2 separate regions of the Homo sapiens genome follow, and region 1 is linked to region 2. Evidence: chromatin loops called from intact Hi-C (ENCODE). Cell type or tissue: PC-3. All regions are shown on one strand. Links, peaks and the distances in the headings refer to the core of each region. The heading gives the core; the rest is flanking DNA. Region 1 overlaps SLIT2 (slit guidance ligand 2). Region 2 overlaps SLIT2 (slit guidance ligand 2).

The links. Peaks named below come from ENCODE experiments on the same cell type or tissue, not always from the same donor. Only the 100,000 strongest peaks of a DNase experiment are listed, where the experiment ranks them.
Region 1: it touches region 2 in a loop (11-fold over the local background); 1 of 110 quality-filtered maps calls a loop at or near these places.

The regions. Positions count from the first base shown.
Region 1 is chr4:20,549,917-20,567,083 of GRCh38, reverse strand. SLIT2 (slit guidance ligand 2) reads right to left here. Exons shown (of 37, transcript NM_004787.4): 25 at 16,186-16,257; 26 at 13,116-13,279. Among named protein-coding and RNA genes, the nearest start is that of MIR218-1, 30 kb to the right of the region's middle. In PC-3, for the core only: no CTCF peak of the experiment used is centred there; no DNase peak of the experiment used is centred there.
Region 2 is chr4:20,497,142-20,514,308 of GRCh38, reverse strand. SLIT2 (slit guidance ligand 2) reads right to left here. Exons shown (of 37, transcript NM_004787.4): 10 at 3,743-3,814; 11 at 3,172-3,243. Among named protein-coding and RNA genes, the nearest start is that of MIR218-1, 23 kb to the left of the region's middle. In PC-3, for the core only: no CTCF peak of the experiment used is centred there; a DNase peak (open chromatin) is centred at 7,308; H3K27ac peaks cover 1,116 bases.

The sequences.
Region 1 (17,167 bases), core at 6,143-11,142, 52 kb before region 2:
ACAGGAGGCCTTCTCAATTGGATGTACTGTGAGCCTCTCTGAAGTCAGTGTGGGACTCTGAGTTGGTATCTGATGTTAATGGTGCCAGTGTCACAGAGTCCCCTCATGGGCTGACTAGTTTATGTGGATGTGTTTCTTGGTCATTGTCTGTACTTTAACCTCCTCCTGCTTCATGGACATGCCTATTGTCAGTCCCAGAGAAGACTACGTGTGTGGGTGTGGTGTGGGGTGAGCAAATTTTAGAAATAAGTAGAAATTTAACACTGTAATTAAATACACAATACAATGCACCTGCCCAGGTAACATTGACTCAGTAGTACGACTTTCATATAGGAGATACAAAACAGTGCCACTTTATGCATATAGAAATAAACCAAAAGTGTAACCTTCATTATCATCTCCCTCATTTCCTTTTGATTCGGTTTATTTGTTGGTTCATTTGCACAATATGTGATGGGTGATGTTTCTGTATCTTCCTCTCCAAAAAGAAAACATCTTTGAAACGATCTTTACTTGCAAAATCATGTTTTGGGAGACATCTTTAAAAGACTTCAAGAGCTGTAAGGTCTCGATTAAATGCATATTTAGCCACAGCCATTTTCCTTTGTTCACAAATACTTATTGGACAAATGACTAACAATGTGGAAATTGTACTGTCCTCAATAAAAGTATGTTCCACCTATGATACTTTGTGCATTCTGTGTGAGAGCTCACCACAAGGCCTTTTGGCAAATGTGTCTGAAAAGGACACTGACATCTTTATACATAAAACACATACATTTCTTACTGTCAACATTAATTATATTTCACTCTGTAGTATTTCTCTGTAGTTCTTTATCTTCACTGGAACAAGCAGCAATAATTCTAATTGAACATTTTATCACAAGCAATTTCTAGCAAAGTTATGTGGATAATTACAGAGCAGCTCTGCACCCCCACCGTTACTGCTCTAACCTTCTAAGGTGCCTTCACCAAAAAGCTATATAACTTCTACTCACATAAACTACCTGCATCAAATTATTCTACAGATTACAGCCCACGCTTGCGTTGTTGATCTACTGAAAGAAACTCATGTATGTAAGAGAACATGAATAAATATGGTGGCCACAGAGATTCATTGTATCTCTTCATATCCTTTACCCTGGGAAATACTAGCACATATTCAAGTAACAGTATTGAATTAAAATCCATGAAAATGATAGTGTCCTGTAGTGTTTAGCTTTCCTATCGATTAAAAAACTCTTGAAATGTATCCACATAGAAATTGTTTTTTGTTTGTTTGTTTTTAACCATTAGGAGAAAATTAACTGTTCCTAGGATGACCGTATTAAGGGAAAGAGGTGGTGCTTACTTCTTCTAGTGATGCCTCAGTCACTAGGAGAGACTGTGCCAGTGCTAATGTCCCTTACATTTTGTCTTGGTAACTACAATAACTAAAGGAGTCTCTATATCAAATTACAGCTGGGAAACTGCTGGCATTAATTCTGAAGTAAAGTAAGCTCCATAGAAATTTAATTTCTCTCCGCCCTCCCCAATTTATTTATCAATTAAGGGCAAAAAACTTAGCTGTTCAGCACACTGCAGAAATGAATGGTGACAGTGAAAGCAGTTAGTTAAATTAGCATAATACCTAACAATAAATGGTTTTGAGTTTGCTAAAGTTATATATGAGTCAGCAAGAGGAAAGAAAATAGCTCATTGCTAGCAGATCCCTTAATAGTTTACAGGAAAGAACCTAACTCAGAACAAAGGCGTAGGATGGAACGGTGAAGAACGTATGCCAGCAAAACAGCAAGTCAGCAAATGCAACGACTATAAGCATTTATCTGGCCACATCCCACGGCCTCGAGAAAAAATGTCTTTTGGCCTGTTACTGTGCTTTCAACCTTGTAAGGCTGTGGTTTAAATAAAAGGAGTTTGGGGTTGGCAGTTTGTAAGTTCATCCTGTGGAATGTGACATGTTCCAAAAATTATGTTTGAGTAATTAGATGAGAAATTAAAGAGATTGTCTTAGGGAAGAAAATGGAATACACTTTGAAGAATTTAATCGAGTATACTGGCAGCATCATTGCCTGGCTGAAGTAGTTCATGTTCATTTTACCACGTAGTGGGGATTTATTTAATAAATGTCCACCGGACCATATCTGATTAATAATCACTATCTAATTTCTTTGCATTTTATTCCAGACCAAATTTGGTTTTCCACAGCGATAATTATGCTGAATTATTTTCATATCTGGAATTTGTTATGGGAGATTGTTGCCTCCTCATATATGTTCAGTTTAGCTAAAAAAAAAAAATCAAGATAACAAGCATTCTCATACACTCAGGACTCTTTTAACAATTTCTTAAACCTGCTGAACTGATTGTGGCATAGGGTTTGGGAATATAGCAAAATACTGAGTTCCAACTTCTTCAGGTTGGTAAAGCTCATGACTACCAACTTTACCAAAATGGTAAAGTTAGCTATCATTCTATTTGCTTCTTGTTTTTCATATCTTTTAAAACCCAGTTATTCAACAATCATTTCTTATTTCTAGCACTTGAGTTTGAGTGAAGGGTAATACAAAAGATGTTTGTAAGTCAAACAAATTCCACATAGCAGCCTCCTCTCATATCTCTAAAGGTCTAAATATGATATAATTTCTTTTCCTATTTTATGTAGCTTGTAATTCTCCTTAACCAAAAATCCTTTTCAGAATGTGATTTTTACATCTACCTGGTTTATCTAAATCCACTTGTTTCTATAGTCTAATCTCTTGAAATAATATTCTTTGCATCTGGCTCTCCTCCCATTCATCTCCCTGTCCATATTTTGCCCTTCTAAGTCCATCTTCTGTCTTCTGTTTGCATTCAACTTGTGATTCATTTTCTATCCACTACACTTTCTCAGAGCACCTCTCCTGAAATCTTCTTAATCAAGGAGAATGACAACTTTAATCTGTTTATACAATAAGGAGATAATATCAGAGCTAAAAAGAGATGCCAAATAAAGTCATAAAATGAGGGAAGAAGCACACCTCTCCACGAGCAAGCCAACACTTGGCAGAATTTTCCACACTTGATCAGTCCTAGGTGAAAAGATGTCCATAATATGTAGCAATCTTGGGCATAGGATCTGAAATCCACCAACCCAAGTTAAACCCAGATTTACTACTTAAGTGTGTGGTATTAGGATAATGGCAGCCATTCCAATAGGTTGTTTTAAGATGTCAATGAATGTCAAGGAGGGAACCTAGTGAGATCAAATACAAAATTACGGCAAGTACTGACACTCTTTCTTAGACTTCCAGAGAGTTGGAATAGGTAGGAGGAACAAAAAGTGTTTTATTTAAAAGGAGAAAAGCAGTCATTTTCTTGTTTGTCCAAATTTCAACACAGACAAAGGCAAATTAGATCTTGCTGTTTATCTATTCATCACAGTCTCCCTGAGAGCCTTCTATATATGCTAGGAGCTGCTCAAATTTGGGGAAACTACAGGGACTATTAGGAAACCCATGGGAAATAGAAGTGGGCACCGGGTACAACACTGAGAGTTAATGACTTTAAGCTGTTAGGGAAAGCAACTGTGATTTACAAATTAGGTGTGGACAAGCACCAGAAATAATAGTACACCTTTAAGAAACAGAAGAGGTTCTCTTTGTTCTTTCATTGCTGCTTGGTAAAGAACTGCAATCTTTAAGCTTTTCTCCTTTCTAAAGCTAACTGGTTCCAAGAAATGTTAACATATTATTAACAAATTAGCTTTCATGAGATGTGTGCCACGGAGGGGAAAGGAAACGTAGCTTCAGGGATAAAGATCTTTACTAACATCACTAAAATGAAGGAGAACAGTCGAGGTGAACTGGATTGATTTAAGATTTGGTTTTGATTAAGAGAGCACTATAGCATTAGCTATATGGGTGGAGGTGTGGTTAGCTTAATAATTCAAAGAGAAAATGAGAAGAAAGTTTGGTTAACAATCTGTCTCTGTCAGTTACTTTAATCTTTAATGGAAGAACTGTTGGACCTCGATTCCATTAAAGCCTGTAGGCAGACTAGCTTACTTGACTAAAATCACTAGTTACGCACCTGACACCACTATTGCTACCCAGTGAGTACTGTATCTCATTTTGATTTATTACCAAAAGCTCCAGACAAAAACTTCTAGCTATATTCTAGAATCTGCCTTCATTCTGGCATCCCTTGGAAACATGGGTCAAATAACAAAATCCTCTAGCACTGCCCTTCTATCAAGCCAGAGGTACATCAAAGGCAACTCAGGAAAACATCCTGGGGATATTTGATGTTGGGTATAATTAACTAAAAGAAGGTTTTTATTTAAAACCAATGCTTTTACGCTCCACTTGCAATTACATTATGGCATTTCTCAAGTTTTATTAATAATACCAAATGCATATTTGTTAACAACATTCCATCATTAATTTATCAAATATTTACTGAGCATCTACATTGTGCCAGGGACTAGGCCAGATTTTCAGAGACCAAAGACAAGTGAAATGCCTGAATTTCTGAAAAAACTTACAGTTTAGCAGGAGAGACATACATGTATCAATTAGAGAGTGGATGTGGGGAATGAGAATGCATGTCTTAGAATATGTGTTTCAAGTTTCTGCAAGCCATCAAGGGAGAAGAATCCACTAAGTGAATGGAAATATGAATGTGAAGTTCTTAAGAAAAGCCATGGCTAGAAATTTAAAGGCATGGATTGAAATCTACTGAGAATTTGATAGGGCTAAAGATAGAATGCTACATGTCTACATGAAAAAGTGGGTGAAAAAATAAAAGGAATGAGGAAGCCAAGAGATTGTAGAGGAAGGAGAAGTGGCCACCAATGTCGAAGATGTAAAGACAGCAAATAAAGATAAGTAAAAAGAAGCCACTAAATTGGCAAGATAGAAGATACTGGTGTTCTAGTTTCAGTGGAGGGGTGGAGATGATCTCCAGATGACAGAGGTTAAAATCCTGTAAATTTGCATTGTAAAAATCGTTAGCTAAAAACACAAAGGCTAAATTACTACACCTTTTGGATTACCAGGCTTGGCCATTCGCAACACCTACATGTGACTTTGGGCCACTAAATGAACTTCCTGAGCCAAAATTACATGGAAAGGGCAATAATTATTTTATAAAATCTTTGCATTGGAGAGAATATGGATGTAAAACATATAAGAACAGAGCATTAATTGCTAGTTCTCTTTACCTATTAAAATAAATATCTGTTAAGTTTTTCCCAGTGTTTTAAGTTTTAAAAAGTATAATAAAAGAGCCCCCCCTTTTTTAAATGGTACGTTTAGCATACTACCATATCCAAACCTGAATGTTCTCTTTAGCCAATAAGCAAATCAAAACCTCCAAAATCTAAGGTAATTTCCAAGATACAACTATGTACTAGTAATACTAAATCTGAAAATGTAAAAAAGATTTGACCAAGTTCTAAATAATGCTTCAAAACTGATCTAACTGATCAGTTTTGAATAATTATTATTCTAAATAATGCTTCAAAACTGATCTAAATAATGCTTCAAAACTGAATTTTTCATTGCTTTAGGTTGGGCTCAATTATTTAATCACCTTCATGCTTAATTCAACGACTAACGACAATATCAATAATTTTAAGACACAGAACAAAAGCTCCCACTCAAGCCTATCAAAAACTCGTCCAAAATGGAAAACATCAACTTGCTAAGAAAAACAATAATATTACAATGTTATTGCTGAGAATTGTGAAGTTTTTCACAGGAATTCCAGAATCTAGAGGATTCCTAACATATAAAATTAGAGGAAGAGATCAACCACAGCATGCTAAATGTTGATTATCATGGGTTATGCCAATGTTTCAGGTTTCTTTGATCCTTCAGCTGGCCTTTACAAATGAAGTAATGAGGTACATTCAGCATCGTATCCTGGCCTTTCTTTTGAGCTCATGGCTACCAGACCCCTCCCCTTTTGGGCCTCCTCCCCTCTTTGTGTTATACTCCATTTGATTCAAAAGAAGAATTTCCTGTTGGCCTCTTGGACCTGACAGTATCAGTTACAATTCCATAGTCATCTGGTATAGATATATTATTAGCATCTTACACATATTTCTATCACCAGACTTCCATACCATTTTTTAGAATTATCTATTTAAAAGTATCTATCAGTAGAGTATCAGGTCCATGAGGACAGAGGTTTTACTCTGAATTGTTTATTGTTGTATTCTTATCACCTAGACACAGTGCCTTGAACATTGTACGAACTTGAATAATATTTGTTTAATTAATGAATAAACATATCATTCATCTCCATGAGTCTGTTCACTCTTCAGCACATGTAAGTCATCTCCATTAGATTGTTCACTCATTAGCATATGTAATTATTTAATAAATGTCTTTCAAATAAAAAAATAATTTAGTTGCCTCCATAGCTAAAACTTCCTGAACCAAGAGAAATAAAGGGAATATTAGAAATTAACAATGTTCCACTTTCCACACTGACTTTCTCAATGACTATCTGGAGAGGACAAAAACTGTTTTATTGCAGACTGCTTAATCACTCTAACGTCATCTTATATTTAAAAGATGAGGTCAGGACATTTGGGTTATAAAGACAAGTCATGGCCATCTGCTTCCCACTCAGGGATGCTCTATCTGGGTATTAATTAAATATGATCTGATAATCAATTTCTTCCTGTTCATTTATTTCTGTTATGCATCAAAATGATGAGAGTTTACCATAAAGAAAACACTTTTGTCTTTATTAAAATAGTTAATGACTCAAAATAACAGCATGGCATCCTTTAGCAGAAAAAAACATTTAAATTGTATTTAAATATAGCTATGTAAACATGCATTCAATTAAAAATATTTGTCTTCCTGCTATATTTTGAAATTATACATTGACAAACCTTAATATTGAGAGTTTGTACTTACATAATTTTCATGAATAAAATAAAAATACATTAGACTGGCATAACTAGAGGGAAAGTTAAGTTAAAATATGTAAACCTCAATTATAAAACATTTAAAGAAACATGACTTTGCTGCTTTAAAACTCAAAAAGCATATATGCTTAATAGTATAGTACTCAGTGGATTTCCTTGAATGAATTATTTTAATTAATAGATTAAAATACTTGGCCTTCTACCAATCCATTTTTACAAGTAAATATTTCTAGTAAAGCTTTTGAGGGTAGTTCAGAATTTTCATTTTCTAAGTATGTTTCAATAATAGGGTGGCAATCTTATTTACACTGAAAATTTATTTTGAAAATACTTTTATTAAAAACTTTAAAATAAACTTAAGCAGTAAGCTTTGGAATCAGAGTCAAGGTTCAAATTCTGACTCCAGTCGGCAGCTGAGTGATTTTTAAAAATTGCTTAATAACTCTAAAATACAATATTTTCATATCTCAAATGGGGAAATGATAGTTTTCACTATAAGAATGGCGGAAAGATTAAAAGAGATAAAAATCTATGTAAAGTACTCAGCATTAGGTAAACTATTCAATAGAACTTAGCTATTATTGTTATTATTATTTGTAGTGGTAGTAGTATTGGCAACTATCCAGTCTAAACTGTCATAAACCTTGAACTAGCAGAGTCTTCATTAATAGGACAATGAAACTTCAAAATAGCTTGACAAATGCTGAGACAAATGCTGGCAAAGGGCACTGTAAGTTTCAGTGCCTATCACTCTAAAATTCAGTTACAGAAAAACTGAGTAAACTCTTAAGTCTTCTAAACGCAACTGCAACTATATTGATTGAGTCTTGAATGTCTACTCTGCTTGCCAACTGGCTTACACGCATGCTGTTTGCTATTTAAGGTATACTTTGAAATACGTGCAATCTATTGATCTTATAGTTTAGTGAATATTAAACTGAACTTCCACAGTTGAAATGATAAATTTAGGCTTTACATCATCTGACAATTAACAAGTTTTAGCTCAACTGTTTTTGGTGGCCCTGGAACAGGTCCAGAAGTTTCCTACGTGCAAGCTCTGCTCCCACAGTTATGCCCACCTGTAGCATTATCCTCACACTTGTCTGCTTGTCCACTTATGTCATTACATCTTTCACAGCCCTCCTTCTTTTACACAAATTATCCCTCTGAGTTCTTGTAGCAACTACACTATCCACTATGGTAGCCACTAGACATGCATGTATATTTCAGTTTAAAGGTAAATAAAATAAAATAACAATTATTTTTCTCAATTGCATTAGCCATATTGTAAGTGCTCTATAATCCTATGTAACTAGTGGCTACCACATTGAATAGTGCAGATTTGGAACATTTCTATTACTATAGAAAGTTGTATTGGGCAGTGCTGAAAAGTGCTAATTTTCCCTGAAACATATTTCCATTCATGCTACATTAAGTATATGAGATTCTATAGTCATTAAATGTAAAAAAAGCTCAAGTTAGTCAGATAAATACTGAGTTACACAAAGATGTACGTAGGTATGAATGTATGTACAGGCAGACCTTGGAGATATTGTGGGTTTGGTTCCAGACTACCGCAATAAAGTGAATATTGCAATAAAGACAGTCAAACAAATTTTTTGGTTTGCCAGTGCATATAAAAGTTATTTTTAACTATACTATTATATGTTAAATGTGTCTTAAAATGCAATACCTTAATTATAAAATATTTTATTGCTAAAAAATGTGAATGATCATCTGAGCCTTCAGTTAGTTGTAATCTTTCTGCTAGCCAAGGTTGTCTCCTTGGAGTTAGTGGCTGGTGAGACTGATCAGGGTAATGGTTGCTGAAGGTTGGGGTGGCTGTAGCAATTTCTTAAAATAAGACAACAATGAATTTTGCTGCCTCAATTGACTCTTCCTTTCACCAGATATTTCTCTGTAGTATGTGATGCTGTTTGATAGCCTTTTATCCACAGTAGAACATTTTTTCAAAATTGGAGTCAATCCTCTCAAACTCTGCCATTGTGTTATCAACTAAGTTTATATAATATTCTAAATCCTTTGTGGCTATTTCAACAATGTTCACAGCATCTTCACCAGGAGTGGACTTCATCTCAATAAACCACTTTGTTTGCTCATCCGTAAGAAGCATCTCCTTATTCATTGAAGTTTTATCATGAGACTGCAGCAATTCAGTCACATCTTCAGGCTCCACTTCTAATTCTAATCTCTTGCTATTTCTACCACATGTGTAGTTACCTACTCTATTGAAGTTTTCAACTCTTCAAAGTCATCTATGCAGATTGGAATCAACTTCTTCCAAACTCCTGTTAATATGGATATTTTGCTCTCCTCCCATGAATCACAAATGTTCTTAATGTCATCTAGAATGGTGAATCTTTTCCAGAAGGATTTCAATTTACTATGCCCAAATCCATCAGAAGAACCACTATGTACAGCTGCTGTAGCCTTATAAAATGTATTTCTGAAATAAGACTTGAAAATCAAAATTATTCCTTTATCCATGGGCTGCAGAATGGATATTGCATCAGCAGGCATATAAACATCATTCTCCTTGTGTATTTCCATCAGAGCTCTTGGGTGACTAGGTGCACTGTGAAGAAGCAGTAATATTATGAAACAAATCATTCTGAGCAACAAGTCTCAAGAATGGGCTTAAATTATTCAGGAAACCATGCTGTAAACAGGTGTACTCTCATCTAGGCTCTGTTGTTCCATTTATAGAGCATAAGCAGAGTAGATTTACCGTAATTATCAAGGGCTCTAGGATTTTCGGAATGGTAAATGAGCATTGGCTTCAACTTCTTAGCCCCTAACAAGACAGTCAGCCTGTCCTCTGAAACTTTGAAGCCAGGCACTGACTTCTCTTTAGCTATGAAAATCCTAGATGACATCTGCTTCCAATAAAGTCTGTTTCATCTACATTGAAAATCTGTTGTTTAACAGTGTCACCACCTTCATCAATTATCTTAGATCTTCTGGGTAACTTGCTGTAGCTTCTACATCAGTACTTGGAGCTTCACCTTGCACTTTCATGTGACAGAGAAGGCTTGTTTCCTTAAACCTCAAGAATCAACCTCTGCTAGCTTCCAACTTTTCTTCTACAGCTTCCTCACTTCTCTGAGCCTTCATAAAAATAAAGAGAGTTGGGGCCTTGCTTTAGGTTAGGGTTTTGTTTAAAGGAATTTTGTGGCTGGTTTGGTCTTCCATTTGGATCACTAACACTTTCTCCATATCAGCAATAAGGCTGTTTCATTTTCTTATCATTGGTCTGTTTGCTGGAATAACACTTTTAATTTCCTTCAAGAACTTTTGCTTTGTATTCACAACTTGGCTAACTGTTTGGCACAAGAGGCTTAGCTTTGGGTCTCTCTCGGCTTTCAACGTGGCCTTCCTTGCTACATTTTTGTTGTTGTTGTTGTTGTTAATAATTTCTAGCTTTTGATTTAATGTGAGAGATATGAGACTCTTTCTTTCACTTGAACACTTAGAGACCACTGTAGTGTTATGTCTGGCCTAATTTCAGTATTGTTGGGTCTCAGAGAATTGGGATTCCCAAGGTGAAAGAGAGAGAGAGAGACAGGGGACTTATCTTGGACTTCCAAGAGCATTTCACAAATTAGTGTAAACTGTGATGCTCTAAGAGTGGAGTACAAATATGCAACTTTTTTCAGATTTGTGTTATAATTTTTTTTCAAGAAATACCTGTAGGGAATTATAAACTTTAAGAAATACAGATAAGCATTAGCATTATTGAAAATAAAGTATGAGTATCGCTGGGCACAGAAAGGTGTAACAGAATCAGTTTGCAGTTTGTCAACTTCCCCATGAAATTTGCCTGATAATGTGCTGAGTAGAAGGTTTTATGCCAGTTTCACCTTCCTTTCCTCCCCTTTGACAATCATCTCTCTCTCACTTTACAAAATAATGATATACTTCTCAGCCCACCAGAAACTTATCACAGGACACTGTCCCAATAAAGATCTAGGATCGTAAAGGAAAGATTATTGCAAAAATTCTTGCAATCAATGCACATAATCCCAGAGAGGCACTGCAATAAAATTTCACTTTCAACTTTAAATAAAATAAAATATTGATAAATAATTATGTAGTTTCAATCAGTGATGCACTAATATTAACAGCAATAATTCAATTCAAAGAAGATGTAAAAACTTACAGCCTTTTGGTGGCAGGAAATTTTAAAATTTCAATTGTATACATAGTTTTTGGAGCAAAAAAATGACACAATTTTCTGGGGTATTGAAAATAGGAATTCAAGGAGAAAATACAGTTTAAGAAAAAAACAATGCAATATATTAAGGGGGATCTTGTTTTTTTCCTTTTATAAAATTAGCTCTGATATTTAGATTCCACCAGATACATTTAAAAAAAATCTCAGATGAGTTTTGTTTTAAAATGTCAATATTTACAATGTGGTGCAAATTACCTTTTGCAAACATTTACCACCATGAAATAGATTAGAGGCCAAATTAAAAACGTTGAGGGTATGTATAGGATTTGAAAATTACTTTTTTATTAATAAACCATGAAGTGTCCTACATCACCTTTTTTTGGTGTTTTGAAATGTTATAACAATACAATCAGCAGCTAACATATTGAATGTTTCTGTGTTTGAGGCAGTCTTTTATCTATATTATCTAATCTTAACAAAATCCTTTCAGACTGTAACCATCACCACCTTTGCTTACAATGAGGAAACCGAGGCACAGACTAGTAAAGTAATTAAACTACAGTTAACTCTTACCAAAAAGTGAAGCTGGAATTTGGCTCCAGCCAGGCTGGGCTTCAGAGCTCACACTGCAACCCACCGCACAGCATTACCTACTTAAGTACGTTTTTCCTCCATAAATATTCAAATGTTGAAAGCTTATCTTTTTAGTTAGGTTTTCAAATCATGGAAGGCAAGGCCATACCATGAAGTTCTCTATGCTCCATAACACCTAGGATTGAGTTTTGCACATAAAACATGCTTAATCAATATTTTCTGATTAGACATTTAACATTTTCAAGAATTTCTCTCCTCCATCTAATAATGATGAGTGACCTTCTTAAAATACACACAATCTGGCCAGGCGTGGTGGCTCACACCTGTAATCCCAGCACTTTGGGAGGCCAAGGGGGTGTGGATCATGAGGTCAGGAGTTCAAGACCAGCCTGGCCAACATGGTGAAACCCCGTCTCTACTAAAAATACAAAAATTAGCTGGGTATGTTGGCACATGCCTGTAATCCCAGCTACTCGGGAGGCTGAGGCAGGAGAATTGCTTGAGCCGGGACCCGGGAGGTGGAGGTTGCAGTGAGCTGAGATCGTGCCACTGCACTCCAGCCTGGGCTACAGAGGGAAACTCTGTCTCAAACAAACAAAAAAAAAACAAAACAAAAGCCCCCCCAAAACCCCACAATCTAAGAATAATAGTAAACTTTATCCCACTTTTTATAAGGAACCTAAATCCATATAGTTGACTACCATCAGTGGAAATATTTACACAATAACTTTAGTAGTCGTTATCTCCAGGTATGCTGACTAATGGTTAATTTTATTTCTTCTTGCAGAAAATAAATTGTTTCTTATTATTCATATTTTTCTATTTAGGGGCATGTATTATTCTTGTAATAAAAAGGAAAATAATATTTGTTATTCTGACAATATTTAGATTCACAAATACATCAAACAAAGGGAAAAGAAAGGGATACAAACAAGCAAGAAACAAGAACATCAACACAGGAAGGCTGCAGCACATAAGGCGAGTCAGAAGGTTTGGGCTGAACACTGGGGAGGGCCTGTTTCTCCTTACCTGGTATGAGGAAGCCACAGGGCCCTGGCAGCCCTAGGAGCAGGGCACATGTTCAGACAGGGCAAAAGCAAAACATTTGACTTGTTAGAGGCTATGAAAGGAATTTCCAGAAATTGTGAACTCTACGTTTTTTGATACACTTTCAAGAAAACTTGGTCATTACCAATGGACTATTTCTGAGATTTATTTGAAAAGCCTAATTCTTTACTTGGGCACCTCAGGTAACTGCTCTGTCTTGTCCAAGCATGGGCTGAAAAAATAATCATTTACTGGGCATTTCAACCATACCTTTGGATTGACAATTGGTTGTCTTTTTCTTTTTTACTTAATATAGTAATTCTTAAAAGAAATACAAATGATTAAAAACCATACCTTGACAGGTAAATTTTTTGGAGGGAGTTGTGAGTAAAAGTTTATCTGCCATTTCTCCAGGACCAGCACAACGAGCAATTCCAGGCTCCTTATATTCCGACTTCACCCAGTCGGATAACCACTGCATGTTACAATCACAGTAAAGAGGGTTGGCTCCAATTGCTCTGGAAAAACAACACCACAGAAGCACACACACATACACACACACACATACACACACACACACACACACAAGTATGGAAGTATTGTTATTTCCTAAGGGCAAAAGAATTCAAAGTGATGCTCAGCAGAAAATCCCCATAGATTTATTGAGGATAACAATTTAGCAAAAAAATAGAGACACTGGGGATTCCCCATTTTCCTGAATGATGTGCACTGGGATTTAGTGAGTTGTCACTGGTGTCAACACTCATGTTGCTTTAGAAGGTCTCCTAATATTTTCAGAGACGTGTTTATATTGAGTGTAAACACACCGAGTGCATTACTATTTCATTCACCAATTATTTACTGATGACTTAAGTCACAATGCAAGGTTCTGAGGACCCAAATATAAATAATGCATTATTCTTACCTCCAAAGAACCCCTGCTGCAGAGGAGATTAGCATTAGCATTGGGATATACTCACAGATGCAAAGAAGTTTCATTAGAAGTGATGTAGGAGAAGTATTTACAAGATGATGGTGAACAAACAGATTAACTTTTCTGGGAGGCTGGTGGTTAAGAAAGTCTAAGCTGTGTAGGATAGTTAGAGTTAAGTAGAAAGAAAGGTTGGGAATAATGATACAGATAAAGGACAGGTAAGTACAAAGAAAGAACATAAAATACTGAAGATGTCTAGAGCTAGCTCACCAGAGCTGAGCTGGACCTGCACTGGGTGCTGTCTGTCACTTTTCAAGATCGTTCATTTTACGGTTGTTCATTAGAAGTAGTGACAGGAAAGTAATCAAGGTAATAGCTAACATTTATTGCACTATTACTATATGCAGGAGCTGGGATAAGCCATTTATAAGAATTACTTCATTTTATCCTAAATAGTAACTTTATAAGGTCCATTTAATTAATAATTGACTTTACAGATTAAGAAACTGAGACCTGGACTCATAACCTTATAAAGGTTGGATTGAAGCCGTAGATGCATACAATGGCATTTAAAAACTGCTTACTTCTGATTTACAATTAGCTTCTAACTAGTAATCCTACTAGGTCTACCGTCAGGATAGTTATCTTATTTTTTTTAGGTAGCCCCTGAAATATATGTGTAGAATCATAATACTCGATACTGTGGAAGTTTTAATGCCCCGTTTAAGAATCAGAATGTAGTGAATGTTACCTGCATATGTATGTCAGATTCAAACCCTTCCAAATTAAAAATGAGCAAAATGATGTTTTTTAGTCATTTGATCTCATCTCTATCAACATTTAAGTCCTTGATGTGACAGGGGAGGAAGTGGGAAAAGTGAAAAAGCAGAGCTCTTTATGATCTAGGGGGTAAAAGACAAGGCACAAACAAACCTGCACGTTGTGCACATGTACACTAGAACTTAAAGTATAATAAAATATAAAATATAAAATTTCTTTATATATATAAAGAAAAAAAAAAAAAGAAATGCAAGGCAGAGCAGGGCACAGAACAAGGAAGACTCTACTTGCTCTCACTGTTGCGGGAGGAGGCTGGTAACATGAAGGGAAGTTCCGCTCAGCTCAAGCAGCACCTTTCCTGTGAAGCCTTTTCTGATGCCTGACCATAACACTAGCAGAACGGCTACCTCCTCATTCAGCCTGCATTCTCTGCCTGAGGGCACCACAGCCCTGCATCTCTGAGCTAGTAGCTTCCTTCATATTGCAGCTCATGCACGTGGCAGCCATGGAGTTTGTAAAGGAGTGACTTAGAGGTAGGTTCTTGGCTCAAACACGAAAATGTAAAGGCTCTGCCTTCCTGGACCTAGTAGTTTAGTGGAAGGAATATTAATAGGCACCAGTCTGATAGACTGATGTACAAAACATCAATTGATAACACAGACTCTATAAGGCAAATGCAGACATAATGTGATTGAACATTGGATCTTCAATTCAATTCAAAGAAGATGTAAAAGCGTAGACTTTTGGGTGGCAAATTTTAAAATTCCAATCATATGTATATTTTTGGAGTGAAAAATGATTATTCCTTTCTCAATTTTGTAAAATCGTATCTTCTTGGAGTTTGTGGGTTTTCGAGAGAAGTGCAAAACCAGGAGAGGATATGGCAGGCAATCTCTTCTAGGAAACTGGGGCACAACTGACATTGCTGTTTAGGCATAGTTAAATAGATAGTTGCCACCAAGCACCCAACTCAGCATCAGCCAAGGAGGCTTTGGATCCTAAGGCTGCTGGCTGAACTTCCTTCTAGGTTTGCCATGATCTTAACATTACACCTAGTAATAATAAAATCATGGAATTTGACCCAAATGAGTTTTTTGGACCACACTTATCACATATTTTCAAATGGTTATACTGTACTTCCAAAAACTATGGAGGTACAAACAAGTTGTGATCAGAGAAAACATAAAGGAAAAGCCATTTCACCCAATCTAAGTATTTGGCTGTGTCTTACTTCCAAACTATAGTCTCGAACCATGTTGAATTTATTTTTGTGTGGTGCCACAGTTGATGCTGAATAAGTAAATCCACTTTGAGCAAATCAGGAGAGGCTTCATAGAGAAGGTGATACTTGAGATGTGACTTAGAAAAGCAGGGTTAGGATAGATAATTAAAAGGGAGCTGATGTTCTAGAATCAGATAATAATGAGAGAAAAAGCATAGGCTAGTAAAGTTGGAGAGCCATATTTGTAGAAGAGACATGTTTAGCTAAGCAAAGATAATTCGACTACTGGAAAATAAGAGCCAGAAGGGAAAATTAAAGCCATCTTGCAGAAGGCATCATATCCAGTTTGAAAATCTTCACATTTTCTTTAAAGATGAAACCAATTACATCTTATGATGTTACAGTAAAATAACTGGCAGAGGAATGTTCCAAGTCACTCATTAGGAAGTGTTTGACCCTAAACCTATATTCATAAACTAGGTACTCACAGATGTGATAATGCAGAAAGATCATTGAAAGCACCTTCAGGCACAACAGAAATGTCATTTCCATGTAGAGAACTAAAAGAAAGAAAAAGAAAAATTAAACTTCCTATATTTCTGAACTCATAGACTCCAGAGAAATTCCGAGACTTTAGTTTATAATAAGCATTTTAAATGAGTGCAGAAAAGACGGTCTATAAAATAAACAGTTTTGGTACAACTGGATACCTGAGAAAGCAAATGGCTTCCACCTCACATTATGTGTACAAAATAAATTCCAGAATGAAGAATTAAATGTAAAAATAAAAATGTATTAAAAGAAAATAAAGAAGATCTTCCTTTTATAAATGTGGAGTGAGGAAGGCTTTCACAGGCTCAGTTATAACATCCAGAAACCATCAAGGAAAAGAGGGAGAAATTTTTGACAACATAAAATATATCCAAACAATAAAATATTCCATATAAGAAATAGAATAATATATATTTGCAACTTATATAAGATATAAGGATTAATTCTTTCATTTAAAAAAAACCCCTGCAAGCATAGAGTAAAGTAGTATATGCATAAAGATATCTACATTAATAAGGAAAATATAAAGTACCCAACAGAAAATGGGGAAATGATAGATCAAGCTCATTAGAATAAAAAGCACGAGTGCTTAGTAAACAAATAAAATATATTCAAATGCTCTACTAATTGGAAGTGCAAATTAAGACAGGAACGCAGAATAACTTTGAATCTGTCATATGGACAAAAATAAAAGAATAAATAATATTCAGTGTTTGCAAGAGTGTTTTGAAAAAGGTACTCTTAAATAGTTGGTGGAAAAATTAACTTCTAAATGGACAAAGTCTTGTCTGGGGAATAACAAGACAGTTACTTTTGGAATCCTTCCAATATACTTGACAGTACCTTCCCACACACCCTAAATTCTTGCTGAAATGCCAGCACATTTGCACCAAGAGGAATGTATAGGATGTTCATTAG
Region 2 (17,167 bases), core at 5,102-10,101:
CACCTTTAAATAGTTTTATTTATTTAGCAATTGTAGTGATTATATTAATCTGGCTATATTCTTGAGTACAGTTCTAGAAAGACATGGTATTAAAATATCAGGTGTAAGCAAAACTTGTAAGCAAAATTTTTATTTAAATAAAAAGAGGTGTTGCCTTGTACTTGCATGGTTTTTGTAGTAAACTACATACTCCCAAGTACTCTGCTCCCTTCTGGAAGATTTTAACTCCTGGTCACTATCATGATCTCCAGCACAATTCTTCTCTGCAAATCTAGCTTTCACTGGCTTTCCTCTCCCACCCTAATTATAGTGTCTCAGACCTGTAGTTACAATTGCATTCTCTTCATCATTTCAGTTTCAAGCACCCACTACTCTCCAGTAGCAGTGATATTTTTTGCTAATTCTTGAAACATCTAGCATACTCCTGCTAAACGTCCTTAGTACTTAACCGTTCCCTCTGTCTTGAATGCCTTTCCTCTATATATCTGCATTATCTACACAGTTCACTCCCATAGCTCAAATCTTCAGGTCTTTGTTGATCATCTTATTTAAGGTTTTAGCTTCCCCCCGCCAACCACAGCTATCCTTATCCCTTGTTCTGTAATTTTTATTCATAGCATTTTCATCTACAGATAGATGTAATACTATAAATATAGGTAAATTTTATGTATACTATACATTTGCCAGTTTATCACTGGTCTCCTCCATGAGGCAGGGATTTTTGTGTTCTGGTCACTCTGCATCTCTAGACCCTCTACTAGGGCCTAGTACATAATCGGGCCCAATACATTTCTTTTGAACATATTAACTGTGGTTCAATGAAGAAAAGAGCTATTGCAAATGTGTGTAGTTATATATTTTATGGAGGGGAAAATAACTTAATCTTTGGAAAGTGAACTCAAACTGTGAACGTGACCAGGAAAATGATACGTGTTATAACACGTGGGCTTTCTCTAAAATAACTCAGTTATTTGATTCTTTTCCAGTTTATCTGTTTTACAGTATTATGCAGGTATTCCACTTTTGGCAAACAGTTTGTGATCTTCCACACGTTGCTACATTTTGAACTGGAAAAACCCCAGTGACTTAACTCCCTGACTTAACTGCAGTTTACTTTATCTGCAAGTAAAGATAAAGCTTTTCTACGGCCTTCTAAAACAACTGTGTGCGTGAGTGCTCTCATCATGAGGCCTTAGATTTCAATGTAGCAAGCATGTTATTTTACATGTGTTAGCAAATAGCAAAAGGAGTGACAACACACTATTTTATTGTTTATTAGATTACATAATTTATAATCATTAATTACAGGAACCCTGTTTATCAACAAACATAATGTAATTTATTGAAAGAAGTAACAAATTATAATAAACTGTTCTATTTATAATTTACTTGTAAATATCTTTATATATTTTCTTTTAATTCTCACAACCACAGAAGTGTCAATTAACATTATTAAGGGAAGAGCTTAATATCAAACTCTGCAAGCAAGCCGATATAAATAAGAATTTCCCACTGATTTCTCTTCTTCTTGACATTTAATGGTTATCTTTGAGGACCAAAATTGTGGAGAATCAGGAACTGACATGCTGATTTGCCTTTTGTCCTTCTGTATGACAGGGAGTTTGTCAATGTTTACTCTGGATAGTATTACTGTTCAGAATGGTGCTAACAGTACTTTATGGACAATCTGACTGGGTGATCTGAGTTTTACACTGAACCTAGTTACTTTAGAACCTGACAGTACAGCCTGAGAGCAATACATGACTACACGCTATATTTTCTGCCAACAATTGTTCCTTTAATCTCGTGCTTCTTCTAGTCAAAACCCTCCAAGTCAAAAAGAAGCAAAAGTGAACCCAAGCAGATACTGCCATTTAAGTAACAGTTTTCCATTTTCCTTTTTAAAGAAAACTGTAGTGTTTTTTGTTTTTGTTTTTGTTTTTAAACAGACTAACATAGCAACTGGAACACTCATGTGCCCAGATGAGCACTCCGATCTAGTTCTCCCCTTGGAAAGAGTGCCAGCAAGTTGTTCCACAAACTCCAGGGGTTTATCTGGGTCTCGCACATGTGTATCTTGGCATTCTCATTGGCTACCCCTGACCTCTGATATCTGAAATATTTTGGCAGGAATTGACATCAATAAGAACCCTTCTCTGAGTTTCGGCTCTTAAAAAATAAAAATGTGCCGACTTCCACTTTCGAATATTTAAATCTGATCTAAAGGTTACTTGGTGGACTTCTGAAGATTTTTTTACAAGTGTGAAGTAATATTAATAACAGCTGCTATACATTTATTTTTAAACTTCTTTAATTTACATAGCTATCTTTCGAAGGTTCTCTTGACATTAAAAAGCTGTCATATTTTAAAATCTTTGTTCTTTGAGAGATTAAAAGCTTATTCTTTTAGGAAAGTATTAAGGTGATGAAAAAGAGTGGAGGTTTCCTCTCAGTGGTCATCTTCAAGTGTTCTCAGCAAGATTTTGCCTAGCATTTCAAAGGAGACTGATATTGTCTCCAGATACTAGCTACATGCTTTCCAAAATAAATATTTTCTTTTTCTTTTAGAAATAAAAAAATGGGCCGGGCACGGTGGCTCATGCCTGTAATCCCAGCACTTTGGGAGGCCGAGACGGGCGGATCACGAGGTCAGGAGATCCAGACCATCCTGGCTAACATTGTGAAATTCCATCTCTACCAAAAATAAAAAAAAAAAAAAAATTAGCTGGATGTGGTGGCAGGCGCCTGTAGTCCCAGCTACCGGGAGGCTGAGGCAGGAGAATGGCATGAACCCAGGAGGTGAAGCTTGCAGTGAGCCGAGATGGCGCCACTGCACTCCAGTCTGGGCGACAGAGCAAGACTCCGTCTCAAAAAAAAAAAAAAAAAAAGAAATAAAAAAATGGTCAAAAAGGGGATCTAACTCTTGCTCTCCTAACAGCAAAATGATCAAACTATAAAATATACACCCCTAAAAATTGGCTAATTTTAGTGATGGGTAGCAGTCCTCCATAAAAATAATGGGACCCAGAAGTGGTTAATAATAATTAACATTATTAATAATTCATTATTCATAATAAAAACCTGAGAGCATTTTTTAAACCCCAATTTAAAAAAGGTAGCCACTCTTTGTTGTGGCTTCTCTTTTCCTTCAGTGACACAGTGAATACTTACAGTGAATTCAGAGAGCGTAGTCCTTGGAAAGCATCTGGTGCAAGTTCAGAGATCTGATTATTGCTCAGGTCACTAAGATTAGAAATAGGGTTAGGTTACATTCAATCAAATGTCAGTGAGATTTACTGCGGAAAAAGCTATGTATGGCTTTTAAATGTTGGTTTTGTACTTATCAAGACATGTCCAAAACGTGCAACATTGAACATCTGAAGGATCAGAAATTTAAAAAAGAAATCATACTTTTTAAAATAACCATTGTCTACTTTCCCATATAAGATGCTATGTCTTATTTTTGACAATAGAACACCTGAACATATGTTCATATGCAAAATATATTGACCATAAACATTCACATTTGTATGAATCAATATGCTAAATTACAGACCTTTAAAAATTACATAGTTTAGATATTAAGATTAAAATATTATTACAGAGCTAGTAATCAGACAGTCACATCACTTAATATTTAAGCTGTCAAACACTTATATACTCATACTTAAGTTTCTTTGCATGGTCTCATGACCTCTATAATTTTTAAAATTACATATATTGTAGAATATTGTTCACTCACATTCGTCTAAGCTTTTTATATGGTGAGAAAGCTCCAGGAGGGATGACTTTGATTGTGTTCTGTTCCAAACGTCTGCAATGAAAAAAAATTCAACTTTTAAATGGAAATGTGAACCTTCGGACATGTTTAATTCAAGCTCAGGATTCATGTCAAGAAGTAAAGTTGATGTTCTTCATGAGTGATATATTTTTTTCCTGAAAAATAAGTACTAAATTTAATTTTTCTGTCCCTAAATGTGAAGCAAATTGGGATTAAAAACTAAGCAATTATAAACATAATTAAAATATTCAGATTTTTAAGTACTACATATCCATCAATATTTAAGTCTGGACTTTGTACAAAAGAAATAATACCTTTAAGAAACTAACTTAGGAGTACATTTTAATTAACTTAATATAAGTTAGAGAAATAGGTAGAAATACTGAATAGATCTATTACATATTTTAGATACAATCATAACTCTTCCACAAAGAAGATTACTGTTGAATATTAAATTTTATAAGCCTTTTATTTCCTCTATGGAAAGCATATGATCGGTTAAAAAATAATTTTATACTCACAAAATTAATTTTGAAGCTTCTTATGAGGCAAAATGTTAAATTATAAATCCATATATGCTACAGATATTTTCAGTAAGACAGTCTAGACTCTGTGGATTCATTTTGTGAATATTTCACATAAAAACCACTGCAGCAAAGTGCATTTGAGCACAACTGAAGTATTTTTATGGTATACTAAAATCACAGAGTTGAAAATAACTGATATCATCTATTCTATGGTCCTGCTAACAGAGAAAGACAAGATTTTACCCACCTAGTTATGAAACGCACAAATAAGTAGATTGCATGAAGTCTTTTGGTACATATTTTAGTCTATCAAAAAAATGTTGCTTCTCAGCCTCCTTTCACTCCAAACAAACATCGTTATGATCATTTCCCATCCCCTTCTCCTCTGTTCTGCTCTGTCTCCCAAAGAGCTGACTCCAGTGAACCATATATCCCAGGCTCATTTGCCAACAGGCTACTGTGAGATTTGCCAGTGACAGACACTGGGAGGGTGGTGAAAGGTTGGCGGGGAGAAGAAGCCAGGATATTTCTTCCCTTCTCTGTCTCAGGGGATGTCCACAGCAGTGGTCTCATCTCCTTCCTAATTTTACTTTCTGTTGGTGCCACCTCCTAATTTTATAAAATACCAGCTTCTTCTGTCCTTATAGCCCTGGGTTGGTAGCAGTTTTTTCCCTGTTACCTTCCTTCAACTGTTCAGTCTATTCTCTACATTAAATCCCTCTGTTTTTCAACAGAAAAATAGAGTTCACTTTCAATAGGAAAATAAAGCTCAACTGGCATGAGCTCCACTTTCCCGCCCGGATTTGAAAAAATATATGCATATATATTATATATATATGTATGTATACATATGTGTATATATTTAAATATGAATAAATATCATGACAACATACTGACCATATATGTGTCATATACATTAATTCATTTTTATTGAACGTTGGTAATACTTTAACGCATACACACACACACACATGCACACACACACGCGTAACATTTAATGGAAATAAAATCAAAACAAATTATCCCTAGGACATTAAATGAAATTGCCAAAATTTTGGTCTTTTCTGATTTCAAAGCCCTTCTCATGGTGCTACGGTTTTTCTTCAACAGTATCAGGGTTCATTCTCTGACCTCTTTATTTCACCATTCAATGGGTTTCCTCAGTTTTCGTTGCTCTTGAACTCACTGTAACATTTGATATTACTAACAATCTTTTTTCCCTTTGATGAGACACTCTATCTCCTTGGTGCTCACTGTACTTGGAAAAAGTAAAAATATGATTAAAAGAACTAAATCCATAATGCCCTACTCAGATCAGGGAGTTTTACTTTAGTGTTTTTTTGCTTGCATATTTATTTATGCATATTTATTTTATATAATTGAGGTATTACTGCATATAGAATTTTGAGCATATTTTATGTAATTGAGGTATTACTACAAATAGAATTGGGTGTATTGTCTTTACATCCAATAACATATCATACATGTATTGCTATATCATTTAACATTTTGTAAGACATTACTTTTAATGCCTTCATAATATTCCACTGTTGAAAAATACCCTATTTCCTTAATTCTTTCTTATTATTGGACATGTATATATTAGTGATACTTTTATACTAGTATTGATATTAACAATGCTTAGTTATTTTAAGACAGTGAAAGCATGGCCTCCTTTTAAATCCTTTCCTTATTTTCTTAGGTATAATAAGTTGTGCCTTTTCCTACATACCCAAGGACATCCTCTTAACTCCTCTGTTCTTATTCCACTATATTCTATTCGTTTTCACATATCCCTGCTAACTGGGTTTTTGGCTCCTAATAGGTGGATTTACTCCAGAAGACAGTAAATAAACTGTATGATGGAAATATGAATTTGTCTTCTGTATTATTTATCTAGGTCATAAGAAAGGGAGTTTTTTTTCAAAAGCTCTAAATAGAGTGAAGGACATGTAAATCATTTGCCTGTTACTTTATTGATTAGAATGTTTTGATTGACAGTTAAGAGTAATTCTTTTTGGCCTTTACTCATTCTTATAGTAAAATTTTAAGCTTAAAATGTAATCAATAAAAATACAGAGAATACGAGCTATAGATGAAATAATATTGATTCGCTGGAAGATTCTTCATGTCTTGGTCAATTAAGTATTATTTCAATGTATTAAAGATTTGCTCACAATAACGTAGTGCTATGATGAGAAAAAATTAATAGCTCTCAGTGACTAGTAGATTTCTTTTAATAGTAATGCAAAGCTAGTTCATATACTACTTTTCATAGATATTATTTCAGGTTCTTGAAAATAATCTAAAGAAACCAATAATCATTAATTCATTCATTCACCCTATAAATATTTAATGTCTACTCTGTACAAAATATTAAGCTGTATAACTGGAATTCAATGATAATCAAAAAACAGAGATGTTCATACATTTGTGAAAGTTTTATTGATAAATAATCTTATTTTGCAGTTAGATTTCAAAATGAATTTCTCCAATGTAAGTATTTTTAAATGCTATATTCAGCATAGAGACTTCTGAAATGTCAATAACCTTAACTCACAAATGTGACCAAACTAATTCTATAATTTAATATAACTGAAGATTTTCCCTGGAAAATTTAAAATTCATTTATTATTTTAAAGTCTCAAACTAGAATACTCGTAATGATCACTAATTTTTCTAATGACACTCAAATATATGTTATGATAATTTCTGTAATTAATCTACAACTAATTTCAATGATTGTCACCAAAAAAACCCAAATTATACAATAAATAAGGCCTTGTTTTTTGAAAATGCTGCATACTCAGAAAGTTATAAAACAAAGAAGAGTCATGATAAAATGGCATTATATTTTTATATGCAAAAACAATATTTCAGACACACTTGAGTCATGCTGCATGAATCATCTGTTATTGCAATGTACCAAGGACCTGATCTTCACATTGCAAACTATTGCATTTACATGTACCACAGAAAGCTGTACAATGACATGTACCATGGACTTGTTTACTTTTATTCATTTATCTATTTTCAATCTTGTTCCAAAAAAAGTATTTGAAACAGAGTTTATGTTGTTATTCACACTGACTCAGCAGCGAACTGGTTTTTATTGCACTGTCTCAGCAGTTCATTAAGGCAAAACGTAATTGCATCCTTCATTCAGAGGGACAGATTCTCAAGCAGGAAAATATTCTACCATGGACAGATGTCAAACAATAAATTTTAATATATTATAAAATGTCTGTTCTCTCTTATTTAGTGGAGAAACAATAAACTAATGTGTACTTATTGCAAACTTTTGGGTCTTTAGAATAAAGGGGTTTTCCTTTTCATTGTAAGAATTTTAGAATATATTTGATAAACTAAACCCAACACACATCTCAAATGATGTCCTTTGTCCTACAAAAAGAGGAAAACATATTTAAATCAGATTATAAAAAATAAAGAAGTGAAATAATAAAGTTTTCAGGTTGAGGTAAAAAGAAAGGGCAAATAAAATTTACATTTTCTAGCATTGCTGTCCTGTAATCTGTGCTTTAATAGCATAGAAGCTGCTGAATTTTATAGAGTGCAAATTTGAATCCATTGTTCCATAAAGAACCTAATTAAAAACATTCTGGGATTCCAAAAATAGATAGTATAATCGCTAAGATATATTTGCATGCCATGGATAAAATCCACCATAATTAAGAGATTTTCAAATGTCAGTCCTTCGGAGAAAATTCAATATCTTGAGTTTCAAAGTAAAAATAGATTTAGAAAGTGATTAGGGGAAGAAAGTACTGTAAATCACATACTACAAGAAAGACTTTTCCATGTAAAAGGAGCCAACACCTTTTTCTCCACATAACTTATGTAAATGATTGCATAACATTTTATCACTGTATGTGTTTGTGTGTTTACATATACACACACATGAAACCAAAGCAATGGCTGTTACTACTCTTTCAAATGTAGAAGGAAATTTTAGTTACATGCTCAGTATATGAGAAGATGAAGACAGTTTTCTAACTGCACTAATAAAAATAACTCAAAAGTATGTTTATCCAATAAAAAACTTCTTCCCATTCTGTCTCCACTTCTACAATTTTTTTCTCTTGCTCTCTAATTACTGCTACCTCATTATACATGTCTTCACGACTTTAAAGCTCTTAAAGAATGAACTACCAACAATATATAACACGTTCTGGTGTCTATTTCAAAAATTATAGAAAATAAAAAATGGTGAAATATCCCTCTGCTTTAAAACACAAGACCCTTAGAATATGTTAATTATGTGCAGCTATCTTTTAGCTCAATGAAGTCTAATTCTGCCACTTGTGGACTGATGGGCTCTGTAACACATAAAATAAACTAATGGTTTTGGTGAGCAGATCTTACATAAGTAGACTACACAACATGCAGTGTGTATGACTGGGCAATTAAAAAACTAGTTCTAAAGACATTTACAAGATATTAAACAGTATTAGCACTTTAAATGACATTTTCAGCTCTCTAGCGTTCAATTCGTAGACATTATTTTCAATGTTTTAAAATCGTGTTATTTTGACAAACTATATAAAATAACATCCACATGCCAAATCTTCAATAGCCCTCCTCAAGAGATATTTCTACATTTTATAGACATACATAGAATTTTTCAAGGTGTGTCACTTAGCAATTAAAAGTATGAGCTTTGCACTTATATAGACATGGACTAAATTCTGGATCTGCAGCTGATTAGCTCTCTGGACCTTACAAAAGCTATTTTCTTTCGCTGTGTCTCAGTTTCTCTTCCTGAAAAATGGGGAGAATAGAACTTACCATAAATGTTTTCTAAAAATTACATGAGATGTAGAAAAAAATATGGTATTTTATTTCTTATACAAAAATAGTGAAGTAATAAAAATATGTATATGCAATCAAAAATAGAATATATAGCACAATATATTAAATAATAAAAAGTCTACAGCATATATGGTAGACTCCCCTTACCCACAGGGGATGCATTCCAAGACCCCCTGAATGTCTGAAACCACAGATTGTACTGAACCCTATATACACTTTTTTTTCCTATATGCCTGTGATCAAGTTTAAAGAGATTAACAATAATAATAAAATACAACAATTATTACAATATACTATAATAAATGTTATGTGAATGTGGTCTCTCTCAAAATACATTAATATTTTCAGACTGAGGTTGACCATGGGTAACGGAAACCATGTAGAGCAAAACTGTGGAAGAGGGGGGACTATTGCAACGTCACCCACACACCCCCACACATACACTATAAAATTATATGTGTATATATAAATCTCACACATGATTTGATTTCTAGTGTGAAATAAATATATATGGTCCCAAATCATGTTTTTAAACAAATTAGCAGTACAGTTTTGCAGATAACTCCGTAACTGTATAATAAACACATACACACATACATCATTCACATTGAAGCTGAAACAACATAACTGGCTGCAATCTCTGTGATCAACAGGATTAAAATATAGCACTATCTGTAATTTGGGGACTGCCTCAGAAACACAAAAAGTTTTTATAATACCCAGTAAAATATGTCTTTGGATTGATTGTGTCTGTAACATACAGCCCAGATGCTGATTATACATGGCAATAAAACTGACACTTCTTCGCGTTTTCTCCATCTGCTTTTAACGTAAATGGCAAAAGCAGCTGCCACAGAATAGAGCATAGTCTTAATGGGGTAAGGGAAGGGGAGGCAGAATGACTAGCTTCTGAATCTTAAGTTGTCCACTGTAGCCAACACATTCTCCTCATAGGTAAGATTGGCCCATCATTTGAAAAGGAGGAAGACAATATTCCTTTTCTTTGATGTTAAGGATTATCTTGCCTATTACATATAATTGTAAAGTAAGTACTTTCTATTTTTGGAATGCTACTTCCAACTTTAGCAGTAAATCATGTCATTAAAATCTTTCATATATTTCTACATAAAATGATCCAACATATTTTAGCCTACAGCATTATTTGTTTTATAATTGCAGTTTCCAGAACTTTGCAAATTTAATAAATATCTTCAGCAGCTTAATGAATATTAGCCCTAGAGTGATACTTCTGGGCATACAGCTAGAAGTTTTGCCTTAGGATTGTGTCAATACTAATTGATTCTCATCAGTTTCTGTCTTGGGATTTCTTGTTCCTCAAAAGTACTCATTTTTAAATTTTATTTTACATTTTGTGATGTCATTCTAAAATACATTCCCGAGTGTAAATTCAATTGGTGTTTTTATAGGAGAGAAACGCCTCATTTTCCATTTGGTCTTTAAGCATTTAAGGCAAGACAAAAATATCTATGTGTGCACCTTTTGACTAAGTGTTAAAATTTTCATGCATATATTCACAAGGACACATATTCAAATACAAAGATACACTCAATAGATGCAACCAAATGGTGTAGACTCGGGGAAAAAAAATGGGCTTAGGCACATGGCCCACAGATTTCAGGGGGAGAGAATATGTCACTATCATTATGTTTTCATATATATATTTTTAAATCAACCCAAGAAAGAAAAACACTTAGAAGTTTTGTTGTTTTATTTCTCATTAATAACAAAAATTTTAGACACTTACTATGAATTAGACACTGAGCTAACTCTCCAGCTTGCTAATTATTTTAGTTTTAAAAAATTACAAAAATCATCTTTCGTATCACTTGTTTAACAGTATTATTCAATAAGCAGACAGTAGTTCTCATTATTCTCCACCCCTGCACTGAGTTATTCTCCACATTGTATAACATCTTTTTCCTAAAATTTAAATAATGCTGATCACTAGTAAAATATGAACTACATAATTTTTCACCTGTCATTCTAGCTGATTAATCATCAATCTATAACATAATTGCTAAAATGCAAATGACACTTTTACCAATTATGAGAATAAATAACATTGTGACTATGCCCCAGATGTCTTCAGTCTTATGTTAGAGGCTACATGAGTCTTATTTTACATTTGAGGGGGCCTGCATTTTTTTCCCATAGAAGTTTTAGGGGAATGAACTGCATGAGCACTAGAGCCACCTCTTGGAATAACTTCCCATCACTATCTGCTGCTAGGCCTGCCTTCATTATCCCCTATAGAGTCTGCTGCTAGTGCATTCTCAGTGGGCTCCTTTCTTTCAAACCACCCTCCATTCCATGTTAGTGATTTTTCTATCATGGAAATCTAATCATGCTACTACCTTGCTAGAAAATTTCCCTCATATTCTATCGCCATCGGGACAGTCTCTTCTTCAAGATTTGACTTCCACTTTATATTCTAACAACTGCAAATTTTAATTTTTCCAAAAACACACTACTCTATCATTTTCCTGGGACTCTGCACATGCAGCTTCTTATGTCTAAAAAAGCCCTCAAGTTCTCTACCTGCAAAACACATCCTAATTCCTGAAGATTATTTGATTCTCCAAGGCAGATCAAGGTAGCCCTCTCTCTTTGTTTTTTGTGCACACATATTTTACTATTTATCTCATGTTTAAAATTCTGTTTGTGTAAAGCTTCAATTCTCTGCACTGCAAACATTTTGAAGGTTGAGACTGTCCCCTTTCATCCATAATGCCTGATGCAGAGCAAGCACTCAGAAATCTTTGTTGAGTATGTAGAAGTACTTTTTTAAAACGCCACTTTTCTGCATGTGCTTCTTGTGTTGCAATAGTACTCACTAGATTCCTTGGACTTTTGAAGAGAAACCAGTTGGAGTTTCTGTCTGTCCTTACCATTTTAATCTCTGTGCTTATTTTAATATTTCTTTTTCTCCAATTTATTTATAATGTTATTATATTCAGTTTTACTTCTCAACTAATATTACAAAAGTTTGATTCTATCTTCTACATTTTTCTTTTGAGAAAGGCATTATATAGTTTTCTGCTTAAGTTATCACACGATTTAACAAAAACACATGTACAACATTTGTGTGTGTGTGAGTATATGTATGTATAACATGTATGTTACCTAAATAACTTCTTGGGAAATTAGGTACAAGAAAGAAATAAGTTGCAAAAAAAAAATATAAATGAAGAATTTTCTTATCATGAACACAAAGTCTTCATGAAAATGGTTTCTCTGCACATAGTGGATATATGAAGCCTTTTGAAGATAATTTTTCTACTATTCTTTCAATAGTATAATTCTTTCTCTTCAATTATTCTTTCAATGACAATTAAAGGCTGCTCAAGATACGCATATACAATTAGGAATTTTACCAAAATATAGATGAAAACACTCAAATGATTAATAGTGAACTCAATAATGGCCTGCGGAACTACATGCATGGTTTCATCTATAAATGTATTTTACATAATTCTTTTTACACTGTTTTGCTGTGGAGCTATCAAAGTTGCTATAAGGAGTACACTGAGTGTGGCTAATGATAACTAAGAATTAACATGAGAATCTGCCGGGTGTGGTGAGTCACACTTGTAATTCCAGCACTTTGAGAGGCCGAGGCAGGCAGATCACTGGAGCTCAGGAGTTCAAGACCAACCCAGGCAACAAGGTGAAACCCCACTTCTACCCAAAAGACAAAAAAGCCGGGTGTGGTGGCATGCACTTGTAGTCCCAGCTACATGGGAGGCTGAGGTGGGAGGATTGCTTGAGCCCTGGAGGCGGAGGTTGCAGTGAGCCGAGATCACGCCACTGCACTCCAGCCTAGGTGACAGAGTGAGATCTCAACCTCCTCCCCCCAAAAAAAATTAACATGAGAAGCTTCTTCTGTGGAAACACATTGTAGAACACTATTTTGTATGCTGAGTAATGAGGTGCTCTGTGTCTGTAGGAAGCCAAAATATTTTCTTTTTCTGGGATTACCTGATGAAATCATAATATGAAAACTTGGGAAAATATAATCCAAAAACACAAGAAAATAAAAATAATAATGAATGATGTTTACATAAAAAATTCACATACAATGACATTAAGACTACTAAACTCACATAAAAATAATCTAGAGAAGAATCATTGCATTTTGTTTTTCTAACCATATATATATTAGCACAGAATCAGAGATAAAATAATACTGACTTGTTTAATCATAGGATTGTTTATTTAATGACATTTCTAGGCAAGTTGTATTTGATAGAGGAAAAACTAGTACTTTCATAGTACATAGGAGATACATATGTAGTTTCTGCTATTGTGAGGATCTCAGAAGAAAATTTGAGAACGCAATTCTAATTGCCTGCATCGGCATGATAGCTTCTTATCTCAAACCAGGTTTTCACTTTAAAAACTAACAAAACTATTTTCTACACTACAAAAAAATTAAAAGAATTTTCCTAACCTTTAGGAGACGTATAGTTTCCTACATAGTGTTTCCATGGGAATTAAGTGAAATAAATAATTTAACATTTTTGAAAATTTTTTTTATCATAAAGAAGGTTTTTATTATGTATGATACAAGACACTTTTTAAGAGTACTATGTCATCTATATTTCTAACAGGCATAAAATATTGAGGGTGTTTTCATATTAGCTTGCCTGAAAAGCACAAAGTTATAAAAACATAAAATGTGAAGTGAAAGTAATGTTGTAGGCTAGCTAATTTGTGAGTGGATTTGAAGTAGCAATAATATCAGGAATGTGTAAAACTGCAAAATGCTAACAAATGCTCCATGTGTTAAGAAGTGCTCTAATAAAATTATGAACTAAAGTAGAATTGCTCAAATTTTAACTTTTATAACATTTTCTAAATTATGCCGATTTCCATTACATTTTATTATCCTTAAGTTGAATATGTTTATGTTTTAAAATATTTTCACAATGAAACAATAAAGTTCTGTCAAAGTGAAAACAATTGCACTTTGAAATTGCCAACCTACTTGTTATTTAACAAGGCAAACTCAGAATATTGACTATTTCTTTCATACCATGTTACATTTAAAAAATGGTATCATTTGCCTTACTTATTTTATCAATATTGTCTGAATAGTAGTCAAGTTCATCCATATGTGCTGTAAAAAAATTAGTCAAGTTTTGTACTGTATTTTTTAACATTTAGCATATTTAAAATAAACTACTTGCATAGCATGATAGATATTCTGCTGATTGAAATATTACTAAATACATGCTAATCAATCAAAAATTCATACTTTGATGAGTACTTATAATTATTTTAAATCAGCCAGTACATAATAGGCTCAAGGCAAGTTGGTCAAATCTAACTTGCATATCTTTACATATAAAAAGTCAGATGACTCTGGGCATGGCGTGATGTCCCTGTAATCCCAGCACTTTGGGAGGCTGAGGCAGGCAGATCACGAGGTCAGGAGATCCAGACCATCCTGGCTAACACAGTGAAACCCCATCTCTACTAAAAATACAAAGAACTAGCTGGGTATGCTGGGGGGCGCCTGTAGTCCCAGCTACTCAGGAGGCTGAGCAGGAGAATGGCGTGAACCCAGGAGGCGGACCTTGCAGTAAGCCAAGAAGGTGCCACTGCACTCCAGCCTGGATGACAGAGCGAGACTCTGTCTCAAAAACAAACAAACAAACAAAAAACAAAGTCAGATGACTTTGAAATATGTGGATTCAAAATTGAGTATTATTTAATAAATTAAGGATTCAATATTTTGAGTGGGACAAATGCAGAAATAGCAAGCAAAAAGTTTAAGCGTATATGGGAGGTAGTTATCTAAACAGAAATGAACAGAAAAAGACACTTTTAAAATTGTATTTGCAACATATACCTACAACAAAGAACTAATATCCAGAATCTACAAGGAACTCTAACAACTCAACAAGAAAAAATAAACAATCCCATTAAAATGTGTGCAAATGATATGAACAAGTATTTCTCAAAAGAAGACATGTAAGCAGCCAACAAACAAAAAAATGCTCAACATTACTAATCATCAGATAAATAATAGCAATTGTTAATAACAGCCATTCTGACTTGTGTAAGATGATGGTGTGGATGCAGAGAAAAGGGAATGCTTATACACTGTTGGTAGGAATGCAAGTTAGTTCAACATTCAACCTCTATGGAAGACAGTACAGAGATTTCTCAAAGAACAAAAAATAAAACTATTATTTGACCTATCAATCCTACTACTGGGTATCTACCCAAAGGAAAAGAAATCATTATATAAGACACTTTCACTCATATGTTTATCGTAGCAGTATTCACAATAGCAAAGCCATGGAACTAACCTAAGTGTCCATCAATGGTTGACTGAATAAAGAAAATGTGGAACATATGTGACACGGTAGAATATACAGCCATAAAAATGAATGAAATCATGTCCTCTCCAGCAACATGGATGGAGCTGGAGCCCCTGAAAAAGGCAGCAAAGAGTAAAGGCAGGAGGACATAGGAGCAAACACAACAAACCAAATTGTTATAACTTACATTCTTACTAAATATTCTCCATGATTTATGAAATTTCTGTATAATGGTTTGAAAAGGCAATATGCCACAGGAAATCTATAACTAGATTGAAGAGAACTAAATACTAACTTCATAGCAATCTATCACATCACATTCAAAATTGTATACCTCAAAAGGTGATCTAAGTAATTAATTCTTAAGATTTGATAGTCAGAATCAATTTGCTATTAATGATTGTGTTGCCATAGACCAGATCATGTACAGACTCACAGGAGGCATTGCAACTATTGAAGAATAAGGTTTTCAACTAGCATAGTTCAACGCAGCAAAGTGCTGGGATGACCCCAAGGCAGCAAACAGCTTTCCCTTTTACAGCTAGGTTTAGCTTACATTATATGTTCTACTTTTTCCCCTTCTATATTTTCTTCATTAGTCCACACTGCTTTGTCACATTTTATTTTTTATTTTATTTATTTATTTTTGAGACGGAGCCTCGCTCTGTTGCCCAGGCTGGAGTCCAGTGGCGCCATCTCGGCTGACTGCTGCCTCCGCCTCCCAGGTTCAAGCAATTCTCCTGCCTCAGCCTCCCAAGTAGCTGGGACTACAGGCACGCACTGCCACGCCTGGCTAATTTTTTGTATTTTTAGTAGAGACAGGGTTTCACCATTTTGGCCAGGATGGTGTTGATCTCTTGACCTCGTGATCTGCCCGCCTCGGCCTCTAAAAGTGCTGAGATTACAGGCGTGATCCAGCACGCCCGTTTTTTGTTTTGTTTTGTTTTGTTTTAGTATAAAGAATGGAGGCCTGCAAGCTCTCTAGATTGTGTGTCCAAGATCTCCTTCCCCTGCTCCCAACACTGTCTTCCCCACCCATGGTATGCTAAGTATTGGGGCAGAAATGGTGAGGGAAAGTCATGGTCTACCTTTACCCAGTCTGCAGTTTAATAGGAGAGTTTTTCATTTTCAAATAACAAGTTAAACTGTGGTAAGTGCTGTGTGGAGAAGATTCGGGGAAATAAGAGAACATTTAACGGAGAATAGGAAAGATGACATTGTAATAGTTACAGATATAAAGTAATATAAAACAGCTCTTAGTTTTGCAAACAATCCTGTATCTTAATGCCTTGTCTACGTTCTCTTCATAGGTAAGTTTCTTAAAATTTCTCTTGTCCTTTTTGTCGGAGTATTAGTCATTCTCTCTTCATGATTTTGAAAATTTTTCCTTTAATGACATTCCAACAAGACCAAGCTATGCCTACCTCTTTTATAGCTTGATCAAGTTAGGACCATGGGCTTGAGAGTCAAGCAAATGTATGATTGAAGCCATTTTAGCCACTTCACAATTGAAGGTTTTTACAAAATTTCTAAGTTTTTTGAGCCTGTTTTTTTTTTTCCCAAGTTTTTTTTAAACAACAAAGTTCTCAGTCTTTGAAAGATTTGAGTTAAATGTCTACAGGCTTCATTAGAGAGGGAATATGACTGTAGAGAAAGATGTCTAAGACATCTGTAAGATG